Regions from separate parts of the Homo sapiens genome. Here region 1 is linked to region 2. Evidence: chromatin loops called from intact Hi-C (ENCODE). Cell type or tissue: heart right ventricle. All regions are shown on one strand. Each heading gives the region's core, and the rest is flanking DNA. Links, peaks and the distances in the headings are about the cores only.

Region 1 (3,864 bases), core at 1-2,500, 1.7 Mb before region 2:
CACAATACTCAGCAGATATCAGCATTTTTAAAACTTCAGTTTTTAATTTCATGCCTAGTGTGCTGACCAACGAAATTTTTCCATATCAACAATTTTTTTTTCCAGTCCTTGGAATGAAATGAAATACATGAAAGCTTCTTGGACAAAAAGTTCTAATGTGATAATTCAACTGTGAGATTTCTATTGATGCTTAAAAATCCATTTGCCCAAAATGTAAAAATGGAGGCAGAATATGGGGACTGTGGTTAATTGGAACCATCTGAGTAAACTATAAATTAAAGATATATAAATATGATTTCAGGTTTTATTTTTAAAAATATCAAAAACAATTTCAGTCCATTGACCAACTTAAATTCAGTCCAACCCAAACCCTGCATAGCATAATGATCTGAGGTTTGTGTATAAGCAAGCAAGATTCGAGTAGACATTCATCTGTGTCTTTGTATTTGCCCATTACCTCCACTTTTAGTGTTTTCCCTTTTCCCTCTCTAGCCAATTGTGAAATTTCTTTCATTCTCCTAGATTGTATAAATAGCGCATCTTCTCTGAAACCTCCCAGCCTTTATCCCCCATCCCCTGACCTTCCCCTTTGCCTCCCAGCAACACAGTTGTCATTCTACCCTCAATGTGCCCATTGAATTTACCCAGCTGCACTTAAAACAACTTTCTCACAGTATTGTATTTCCTTGTTTGCATATCCATATTATACCCCTCTACCCTCTCTAGACTATAAGTGCTTTGAAATAGCATTTAACTCAGCCTCGTGTGTGTGTGTGTGTGTGTGTGTGTGTGTCCCTAGTTCTGCATCTGTTCAATAAATGAATGAAACTCAAATTATTTATGAGTGAATGAAACTTTCAACCCTATAAATTCTTACCTCTTTCCCATGCTTCAGTGTTTTTCTTTTGTTTGCTGATTGTTGTTTTATTTTTAGTCATGCTCATCTACCATCTATCCTTTCATCAAAGATTCTGATGCATCTCTCTCACATATACATAATATAAACATTTATGTTATATAGATAAGTATAAACATTTATTTATATTATCTCATTTTTTAAAAAAAGAAACACCCAAGCTGAAATGGGATAAATATAACATTGTTTAAAATCAACAGTAATTTTTATGAACATCGAAATCAACATGAAAAAGAGACAATCACACATGTAGGTCCATAATTTTATATACTCCTAAGAGATTAGAACAAATTTTCAAAACGATCCCATTATCTCTTATTTCCTACAACAAATAGCATTCAGGCAGTCAACTTTTCTCGCAGCACATTTTGAAGGATTGGACTCTTTGGTGACTGGAATTTGTTAATGTCAGATAATGTTTGAATTAGGAGAACATTTGTAAGGGTAGAATATTTGTTTTCAGAGATGTTTGGGTTGTGATGCCATTTGACCTGTAAACATATCAGAACACAGATTTATGAAGTTACCTGGAGCTAGATAAAACTGAAATGTAGAAACCAGGAATAAGGAAGAGTTGACAAATCAGTTTCATTCTCTCTGTAATAAATCATTGCCTTTTTCACTATGTCTTCTCTAAAAATATGTGACATTTTATTGTTCTTTTTCCCTCTTTTCAGCAATTTCCTGATCAAATTGTAGGATTTGTTCCTAGAAAGCACGTCTCTACTTCATCAGGTATCTACAGTTATGGAAGTTTTGAAATGCAAGCACCAGGGTCTGGAAATGGTGACCAGTACTCTATGGTGCTGATTGGAGCCTCATTCTTCAATAGCAAATATCTTGAATTATTTCAGAGGCAACCTGCAGCTGTCCATGCTTTGATAGATGATACTCAAAACTGTGATGATATTGCCATGAATTTTATCATTGCCAAGCATATTGGCAAGACTTCAGGGATATTTGTGAAGCCTGTAAACATGGACAATTTGGAAAAAGAAACCAACAGTGGCTATTCTGGAATGTGGCATCGAGCTGAGCACGCTCTGCAGAGGTCTTATTGTATAAATAAGCTTGTTAATATCTATGATAGCATGCCCTTAAGATACTCCAACATTATGATTTCCCAGTTTGGTTTTCCATATGCCAACTACAAAAGAAAAATATAAAAGTAAAACAAACAAAAACAAACCTGAAAACTGCTTGGCATTTGAGTAGCTTCTCCATGCTATGTATTTTTTTAAGCAACATCATGAATTTTATCTACTCCAGAAGTCTCTACAATAGAAAAAAAAGTGCAGTGCTTCTAGGATATAAAATTCACATTACTTTTGAAAGCCAAGAAGTTGGTCTTATCCAGTTAGGTCTTCTTATGAAGAGTTTTCATCCAGGGATATAACTCCTTGGTCAGTGATTTTATTGTTTACATCCTGAGACTGTTCTACAGTTTCTTTGACTCCTGGCATTTGCCTTAAGGACCTATAGCAAGCTGTTTCTAGGATCAGAAACTCAAGAGAGGCATTTCTCTGCTTTTTCACTAAAGGTCAGTTGTTTTAATTTGAAACCTGAAATGCCTCTTTAGCAAAAGCCTGTGGTATGGGGTAAAGCCATGTAAGAAGAGAATAGTCTCAGTCACATATGAAGAGGAAAATTTGCAGCTGCCAGTGCTTTCCTTGTGGCCCTGCCAACCAGCTCTTCCAGGACGAACTCAGTCCAGCATGGTTTTGATGTAACCATCCATGCTTTTATTTTTGTTAAGTCTTTTGTGACTGGGACAGTTAATTTTAGTAGCTGAAGAACGTCTAGTTGTTTGCTTGATATTTGTGAACATTTACTGCATGGATCACAAAACAATATACCCTGTATTTCTTACACGCCACTTATATGCAGCAAGGAGTAAATGTGTTACTAGATTCGGGTAGTGCATTTTGTCACTGAATCTGACCTTGAGAATGTACATTAATTCTTATATTTTACATAATGTATGTGTTGTTTAAGAAATGTATAAAAAACCTGAAAAAAATGAGTAAGAACTGGCAGAAGTTAAAACCCTTTGTATCAAAAGATCTTTATTGGTAGAGCACTGGTTATCTTCTGGATACTAAAAAGTTGTATTACAAAGCCAAACACTTGCATTCACAACTTTAAAAAAAGATCCAAGGAACTATTCATAATGATGAAATTTCAACTACATACAAGGAGGAGAAAATAAGAACCCAGTCATAACAGAGGAATTCTATAGGAGTCTGCATCAATTCATTCTTAAGGTTGCCTACTCTCTGTTATGTGAATTAGCGTCTGTGTTTCACCCATTGTCTGTGTTTAGTCCTTGTTCACCACTAAGGCAAGGAATTCTTAACTAGGCCTCTGTTTACCAACTTCTCTTTCTCCTCCTTTCCCTCTTATTCCTCCTTCTCCTCTTCCTTCTTATATAATGCTAGTATATTCTCAAAATTGCAAAGCTGTGAGAATATTAAAATAATCATGGCTAATGTTCCAATAATGAGGTCTTTGTGCATTTAGTTCCGCATATGATGGTTTTTTTTTTACATTAAAGAGTATATGTGTCTTAATGCAGTCAGATTGTAAAAAACAAAAACAAAGAAACTAAGAATCTTACTAAAAATCGATAATGTCAGTTATCTGTTTTGTCCAATATTGGTAGTACTTTTTTGCCTCTTATGATTCCTCTAGCAGATAAATAAAAGAAACTTTTGCCATCCATGTGTTCTGTGTTAACTAAGCAGACTCATGTTTTTGTGATTGGTGTTCTTACACATTTCTAGATATGATACTCTAATATGTTGCTGAGAATAAGGTAGAGACATTAGCCACATTACCCATGAAAAAATATTCCCAAATTTTATTTCCCATCTTGTGTCTTTAAACTTGTCTTAAGCATCACATAAGTTAATCATATCATGGTTTCAGATATTATAGAGCAAATAATA
Region 2 (8,110 bases), core at 2,964-5,463:
TCAGCTAAATACTATTGCCTATTCCACTGGGTGCTGCTGGTGATGCACTGGGCAAATGCAGGGCAAATAGATTCTGGCACTCTACAATAAATTGGGGGGAAAAGGTACTCTCATTTTTTTTTCCATTAAAGATAAAATCAGGTATATTTGAGTGAAATATATCTTTTACTTTTGACTTTCTGCCTTCTCCAGAATTCAAACAAGGACAGTATCAGAAACAATTCTGAGTGACAGTATGTTGTACTCAAAAATCTTCCCCTACTCAAATTCAGAAATCTGTTACTAGATGTGTGTGTCTACCTGTCCTGTGTTTTAGAATTAGCTTCTCTTGGAAGTTCCTTAGTCCTTTAAATAGTTAGGTTTCCAAAGGTCTGTTTGATAAGTTGACCAAATATACATGTTGATATGGTTTGGCTGTGTCCCCACCCAAATCTCATCTTAAATTGTAGCTCCCATAATTTCCATGTGCCATGGGAGGGACCCAGTGGGAGATAATGGAATCATGGGGACAGGTTTTTCCCATGCTGTTCTCATGATAGTGAATAAATCTCATGAGATCTGATAGTTTTATAAAGGGGAGTTCCCCTGCACATGCTCTCTTGCTTATCACCATGTAAGATGTGACTTTGCTCATTCTCCTTTGCCATAATTGTGAGGCCTCCCCAACCATGTGGAACTGTGAATCAATTAAACCTCTTTCCTTTATAAATTTCTCATCCAAAATATATATAAAACTCAGGCCAGATGCAGTGGCTCATGCCTGTAATCCTAGCCCTTTGGGAGGTTGAGGTGGGCAGATCACTTGAGGTCAGGAGTTCAAAACCAGCCGGGCCAACATGGAGAAACCCCATGTCTACTAAAAATATAAAACAATTAGCCAGGTATGGTGGTGGGCATCTGTAATCTCAGCTACTTGGGAGATGAGGCAGGAGAATCGCTTGAACCTGGGCGGCGGAGGTTGCAGTGAGCTGAGATTGTGCCGCTGCACTCCAGCCTGGGCAACAGAGTGAAACTCCATCAAAAACAAAACAAAACAAAACCAAAAAACCCAAAAAACTCAATATGCAACAGTAAGGAAACATAGAAATCAATTTTTAAAATGGGCAAAAGCTTGGACACTTACCAAGAAGGTTATAAGGATGGCAAAGCAGCATATTAAAAATGTTCAACATCATTAGCCATAAGTGAAATGCAAAGTTAAGCATTAATGAAATACCACTGCACACTTATTAGAATGCAGAAAATAAAAAATACTGACAACACCAAGTGCTGACGAGGATGTAGAGCAACTAAAACTCTCATACATTGCTGGTGGTAGTGAAAAATGGTACAGCTATTACATAAAATGGTTTGACAGTTTCTCATCAAGTTAAACATGTAGTTATGACTCAGCAACTCTGATTTTTTGGGAAAAGAAAGCTTTCGTTCAAACAAAAACCTCCACGCAGATGTTAATATAGTAGCTCTCTTCATAATATATTCCCAAAACTGGAGACAGTGCAAAAGTCCTTCAGTGAGTAATGGAGGAAGAAACTATGATACCTCAGTACAATGAAACACTACTCAGCAATAAAAAAGAACAAACTATTGATTCAGATCAGAATTTGAATTAATTTCAAGTGCATTATAATGGGAAAAAGAAGTTAGTCTCAAAAGGTTGCATATCACATGATTCCATTTATATGAAATTCCCAGAAAGATAAAAGAAATGGACAGGAGATCAGTGGTTGCCAAAGATTAGGGGAATGGAGTGCTGTGATTATAAAGAAATGACACCAGGGAGTCTGAGGTGATAGAAGGAACTCTTTTCATATCCTGATAATGGTGGTAGTTATTTGAATCTATAAAAGTATCAAAATTCAAAGACCTGTACAAGAAAGTCTGTGACTATATGATAATTTAAAAAGCAAAATTAACATTTTTTAAATCCCATGCTTACAACTTACAAAGATCTGGATGAGTTTGTCAGGTTCTAGCTATAAGGAGCTTATACAATAACATTAGAGGTATTTTCTCTTGCTCGACCTTACAGTTAAAAATCTAACCAGGCCTCTATGTCTCCATGTGTTAAATCTATATGTTAAACATTGTTTGTGTAAGCTATATTTTCTTCCCTTTACCTGTGTTGGCTTCATTTTGAAAAGCTCTCCCTATAAGATGACAATAACTTCAGGTTTATGTTTGCCCTACAAGCAAAAAGAAATTATCTCTGGCCAGGTGTGGTGGCTCATGCCTGTAATCCCAGCACTTTGGGAGGCTGAGGCGGGTGGATCACCTGAGGTCAGGTGTTTGAGACCAACCTGGCCAACATGGTGAAACCTCGTCTCTCCTAAAAATAAAAAATAAAAAATAAATAAAAAATCAGCCGGGCGTGGTGGCACGCTTCTGTAGTCCCAGCTACTCGGGAGGCTGGGCTGAGGCAGGAGAATCACTTGAACCCGGGAGGCAGAGGTTGCAGTGAGCCGAGATTGCACCATTGCACTCCAGGCCAGGCAATAGAGCAAGATTCAGTAAAAAAAAAAAAAAAAAAAAAAAAAAAAAAAAAGAAAGAAAGAAAGAAAAGAAAAGAAAAAGAAAAAAAGAAATTATGTCTTTCTCAATAGCTTCAGAGTTCTCTGGGAGGAAACAATTTTCTTTGGCAAAGCTATGACCCATGCCCATTCCTCAATGTAACATTTGGCAAGGAGATAGAGCTTTCTCTTTGTCTAGGCATCCGTTTTATGTCCACTGTTGAGCCAGCCCCATTCATTTCCAGGCAAGAATGAAGTAAATGAGGTTGACCAAAGGCATGCTGGACAGACATAAAACATATGTCATCTCTCTTGGACTTAGTGCTGGGGAAGACACTTAACTTTTCTTTGTCTCAATTTGACCACGCAAAAAGGTAGTAGTAATCATACTTTCTTCAAGCAATGACAACATCTATCCACAAGTAAGCTGGATTGCAAACTGGCTGCTTTATTTCTCCCGGTCATCATCATAGGGTGTTAGAGATGGTTAAAATGAATGAAGCAACAGTGCCATAGTATCTACATTTCATGCCTATAAAAATCACAAGATGCTAGTAATGAAAGGGTTCATGAAGAGTCACCTGCCTCAGTCGTCTGATTTCAGGAAAAGTTATACTTGCACATTTCTAGGAAGAAGAAAAAAAATACATGTTTATGATTTTCATGGCATAGTATTCTATGATAACTCTTGGTAATGTTTTACCACCTTGATTCCATTCTTAGGAATCTCAGAAATGTCTTAAACTCAACTAGTCTTTCATGTTATTGCTTATATGAAATAACATGAAAACTCACATCCCATTTTTATATCTTTATTAATTTTTTAAAAAGGAAAAATATAGCTGGTCACTCTATTTTTAAATATCTTCATATATGGTACTTGAAAATGTTATTGTCATAAATTCCTCCACCAATCATTTGTTCTCCATACGCTAAACTCTTGATCCACTAAATTTTCTTTACAAGTTGCATTTTTTTAACACTTTGAATATATATATTTTAACTCTTCAAAATTTCTGAACAATCTCTTTCAGGGCAGCAGAAATCTGAGCTCTACCCATTTTTTCAGTAACAACTAAAAACTCCAGAAATGTCTTCAGAAGACGAAAGGAAGCATGTATCTGGAGAAAAGGTTATTCCAGGATTCTGAGGGAGTCCCAACACTTTCCAGACCATCTGGCTGAAATCTAATTGCTAATGAAATGAACAGATTTTTTTTTTATCCACAAGTATAGCCTGAAGGGGAATTAAGCCAGGATTTTCGAGAATGCCTGGCACAAAAGAGCTGTTGTCAAAGAAAGCTAAAAAGGATAGTGATAATGATAGTACATTAAACCATACAAAATATATATTTTCATTTGCTTTTGGAGAAGAGAGTTAGGGCTGCTTGTATAATGAATTATTATTACCCACTAAGTCAGCTGCACTAATTAGAATCAATTTAATTTCTCAAATCTATTATAAAAAATGAATACTAGCCAGGACTCAGATTTTTTTTTTCCTGAAAAAAACTGATACTGTAGCTTTAATTGTGCATGGAACTGAAAAGGTTGTCATGGAGATGGGAATCTGTGATAGGCCTGCTCCACTTCGCTGGCCTTGTTCTGAGCCTGAAGTGGAAGGTTCTATTGTTAGAGTAGGTTTTCAATTTCTTGCAATAAAACCTGTGTTTAGATTTTTTTCAGTGCAGTTTTGTTCCTGCTGCTATCTTTTGTTTCATGAAAACAGTGAGAGTGCTTATAATGACAATAATGAGACCATTTTAGAATATTCTATTTGTGATTGTTGGGGAGCACACAAAATGGTGTCCAACAAACTCTGATAGTCACTGCAGGCTCCTGCAATAGTTTGGAAACGTTTGCCACCTAGTGGCGGCAATTGAGAAATGCTGAGAGATAGTAAACATTGTTACCTTTTGGCTAGTAGGAAGCAGAAAGAAGAGTATAACTACCTCTATAAAGAGATTCTTCATTTCTTTTTTTCCTTAAGATATAGAACAATTCCGATTTCCCATCCTTATTTCGTTATTTAAAAAATAATATTTTAATGGTATTTGCTTATTTCATTTAAATATTGAAATTACGGACATAACATTGTTTATATCTTTCTATTATATTTTAACAATTATAAAATCTAAAGTAATATCCTGGCTTTTATTTCTGACTTTTTTGACTTCTCTTTTTTTCTTGACCTTGGGGTTTATAAATTGTGTTTTATTTTTGAAGGACCAACTTTTGGTCTTCTTTATTAATTTTATGTTTGTTTTCTCTTCATTGGGCTTCTGCCTGTGTCATCTTTTTCTTCAACTTTCGTTGGATTAATTTGCTTTTCTCATTGCTTCTTCAGATAGATATGTAGAGTGTTGATATTCAATATTCTTTTCTAACATATGCACATAAGCCTGCACATTTTACCTAAGCATAACTTTAGTTATGTATTTTGATATGTCAACCATGTTATCATTTATTTCCAAACATTTATTTCCAAACATTTTCTAATTTTCATTGTGATTACTTGTTTTCGCAACCGTGTTTTAACACCTATATACATGATAGCAATTATTAAGGTTTTTTTCTGTTTATCTTTTTGTTACTGCTTTCTAGTTTAATTCTACTTTCTGCAGAGAATAGAACCTCCTCTGAGATTTAAAATAAACAGATCCATCAAACAAATTATTATTTAATAGACTTCTGGCCACTATTTACACCTGGTGCTTCTCTTCATGCTGTTGCTTGGAATACCTTTAAGGATCAGCTAACATGTCAATTACCCAATAAAATATTGGCCAATTCCTTCTTTTGATATTTCCTTAATCACAATTAATTTCTCCTTCTATTGTGCTCCCACAGCCTTTTGTTCTTACTGCTATTACAATACCGCTTCCATTGCATTATATCTAGAGGTAAGCGTGTGTGTGCGTTTAGCCATCTTTTGCCAGATTAAGAATTTCCTTGAGAGAAAAATGCTTTATTACTTTTTTATTCCTCTGTACCTACATTACTAGCAGGGGTGTGGTAGGCTTCCCATAAATATTTACAAAATTAATGAATTGTCTGCCTTTTACTTTTCAGCCCCTCCTGAACCATTCTGCTTCCCGTTACCTTTATTCTTTTTATTCCTCCTCATTAGGATGGTGTCCCCTGCTACAGGGCCTTTGCAAATGGTTTCGTCTGCCTGGAATAACATTCTTTCCTTCCCTTTTTCACCTGGTTAACACGGACTCATCCTCTGGTTCTCAGTTCAGATATCTCCCTTTGAAGGAAGTTTTAACCCAGTCCCTGACCAGGAAATTCTCCTTATTATACACTTTCATTGTATAATATTGTTATTCTTAGTGTTCATAACATTTTTAAATTTTTCCACAAAAATAATTATAAAAGAGAAGTTATAAAATCAATCTGAAAAAAATTTAACCTTATTTAAAAAAAAACACAGACCAAAACTATTTGAAGGGAAAAATCCTCATTTGAATACTTGAGTTATTGCAAAAATAATCTCCCCTTAGCCTATATATACATTGAAAACACTCCGTTATGTCTCTTGGTGGAATTTTCACAGTCTGTCTTCAGTCAGTAAATGCACAAACAACCCTGAGCACATGTGTGGGTCATTATAGTGAAGAAAACACAGGCTTCAGATTCAGATCTGGTTTCCAATAGTATGGCTATTTCAAACCGTGAGATCTTGATCTTAGAATTTCGATTTCTTCATCTGTTAAATGGGTTTAACAAAAATCGTTTTATAGGACAGTTGGAAATATTAGCACACCCTTATTTTTTTTAAATCATCCTTGTTAATTCTTGCTAACCAAAATGTGCTAGGAAAGCAAAAATAAATAAGATATCGTCCTGGAACTCAAGTAGACTCGTGACGGAGTTCAATACATAAATCAATGATTATTACGATGAGAGATAACCCTGAGAGGTATGGATAATCCAGGACCGTGGACAGGTGGGCAGTGTGGTTAAGCAGGGATGGGTCCCCCAGTGCTGTCAGTGGGGGTAGGAATAAGCAGATGGTGTTGCCAATCTTCTCTTATATTAGAGGCATATTGGCTAATACATGTTCTAGCACACTGGTGGGGCAAAACCTTGTATCTTTCCAGACACTGGGCGCACGATTTAGGGCATATCTTTTAATCTCTATGTGCCTCAGTTTTGTCCTCTGTGATGATAGTAGTAGCTAAAACTTACAAAGCACTTACTAGGTGCCCGACACTCTTCTAATTGCTTTATGTATCTTAATTCCCTTAATCCTTACAACAACCGCATTTTACAGAAAAGGAACCAAGGACTGATAAAGTTAAATACCAAGTATCTTGCCCAAAGTCAAAGAAATAATTCAAATGGCAGAGCTGGGATTCAAACTCAGGCAATCTTATCTCCAAAGTTTCATGCTGAACCGTAACTGACTCTCTATAGTGCAATGAATAATAATAATGGCTACATATCCAGCACTAACCACATGGCCTGCACACAGGAAGCATTCCATCGATTTTGGCTTTGATTACTATTAGTTAACTCTTTAATTTAAAGTATTTTTTAAAAATTTAATTATCCAGGAAATATTTCAAAATCTTGTTTCTCTGGTTTTTACCAATAGATGTAAGCAGATTACTAATCATGGGCAATATTTTTGACTTTCAAGAGCCCTCTTGTGGAAAAGTATAATAATCCAGGACAGCATTTTTATTTATCTAAGGATTGTCATATATGTGAAAAGAAATCCTAAATGTAAAGAAAATTCATTATTTTTTCAATCTGGCATCACACTTGGTTTCACTGAATGTAGGAAATATATTATTGATGACTCACATTATGAAATTAAGTAGGTAAAACATTGCAGTGCTGTAAAAAATTAAAAAGCAATTCCACAGAAAAATTGAAATCCATTTTGTAAGTAACCGCAGAGCAAACTGCATGGCTTAACAAATAGTTCCTATTAACTTTTAAAATTGTCAGAAAAATTCTAAGTTAAAACATTACAGGTAAAAATCTACTTATCTAAAGAAAATAATTACAACATTAGCATTTAGTATGAAGCGATAGTATTCTTTTCTTTTGTGTCATTTATTCATTTTAAAACAAGTTTGACTAAGGAATTAAACTTGAATAAGTAATAACCCTGAATATGTTTAAATATGCTATAGTGTTTAAAAGGTTCTTAGAGCAATTGAAGATAAGAACTGATTAAATATTAGTGTCTAGATGAATCATTTATTAGATGACTCTATTGTGAGAATTAATGCATGCCTTTTACCCAGGAGAAAATATTCCCCTGGCAATGAGTATTTATTTGTCTCTAATGTTCCCTGGTTTGTTATTGCAGAAATGTGTATCACAGTGACTTTATCTCTACTTTCATTTATAAAATGATGCCGCTATCTGCTCTGAAAGCAGGGAGACAGCTGCACTTTCTAACTCATGTTTCTGAATCATAATGAGTGGTCCTAGCCATGTGCTTTTTTCTTGTGTTTTTTTTTCTTCTCATCTCCACTCTAAAAATAGAGATGATATGAAAAACCTGCAGTTCTTTCCAAATGAAATTTTATGTGGTCAAAGGATCTTTTAAATACAAGCTTACTATTTAAGTAATTTTCA

What was found. A loop is a pair of places that touch in the nucleus more often than their neighbours do. Peaks named below come from ENCODE experiments on the same cell type or tissue, not always from the same donor. Only the 100,000 strongest peaks of a DNase experiment are listed, where the experiment ranks them.
Region 1: a loop joins it to region 2, with 6 times the contacts of the local background. A loop is called at or near these places in 7 of 110 quality-filtered maps.

The regions. Positions count from the first base shown.
Region 1 is chr1:100,872,160-100,876,023 of GRCh38, reverse strand. It overlaps EXTL2 (exostosin like glycosyltransferase 2), which reads left to right. Exons shown (of 5, transcript NM_001033025.3): 5 at 1,594-3,633. The coding sequence ends at 2,082. Among named protein-coding and RNA genes, the nearest start is that of EXTL2, 21 kb to the left of the region's middle. In heart right ventricle, for the core only: no CTCF peak of the experiment used is centred there; no DNase peak of the experiment used is centred there.
Region 2 is chr1:99,176,724-99,184,833 of GRCh38, reverse strand. No RefSeq gene overlaps it. Among named protein-coding and RNA genes, the nearest start is that of PLPPR4, 84 kb to the left of the region's middle. RefSeq lists a silencer at 784-951. In heart right ventricle, for the core only: a CTCF peak has its summit at 4,383 (motif pointing left); a DNase peak (open chromatin) is centred at 4,363; H3K27ac peaks cover 1,430 bases.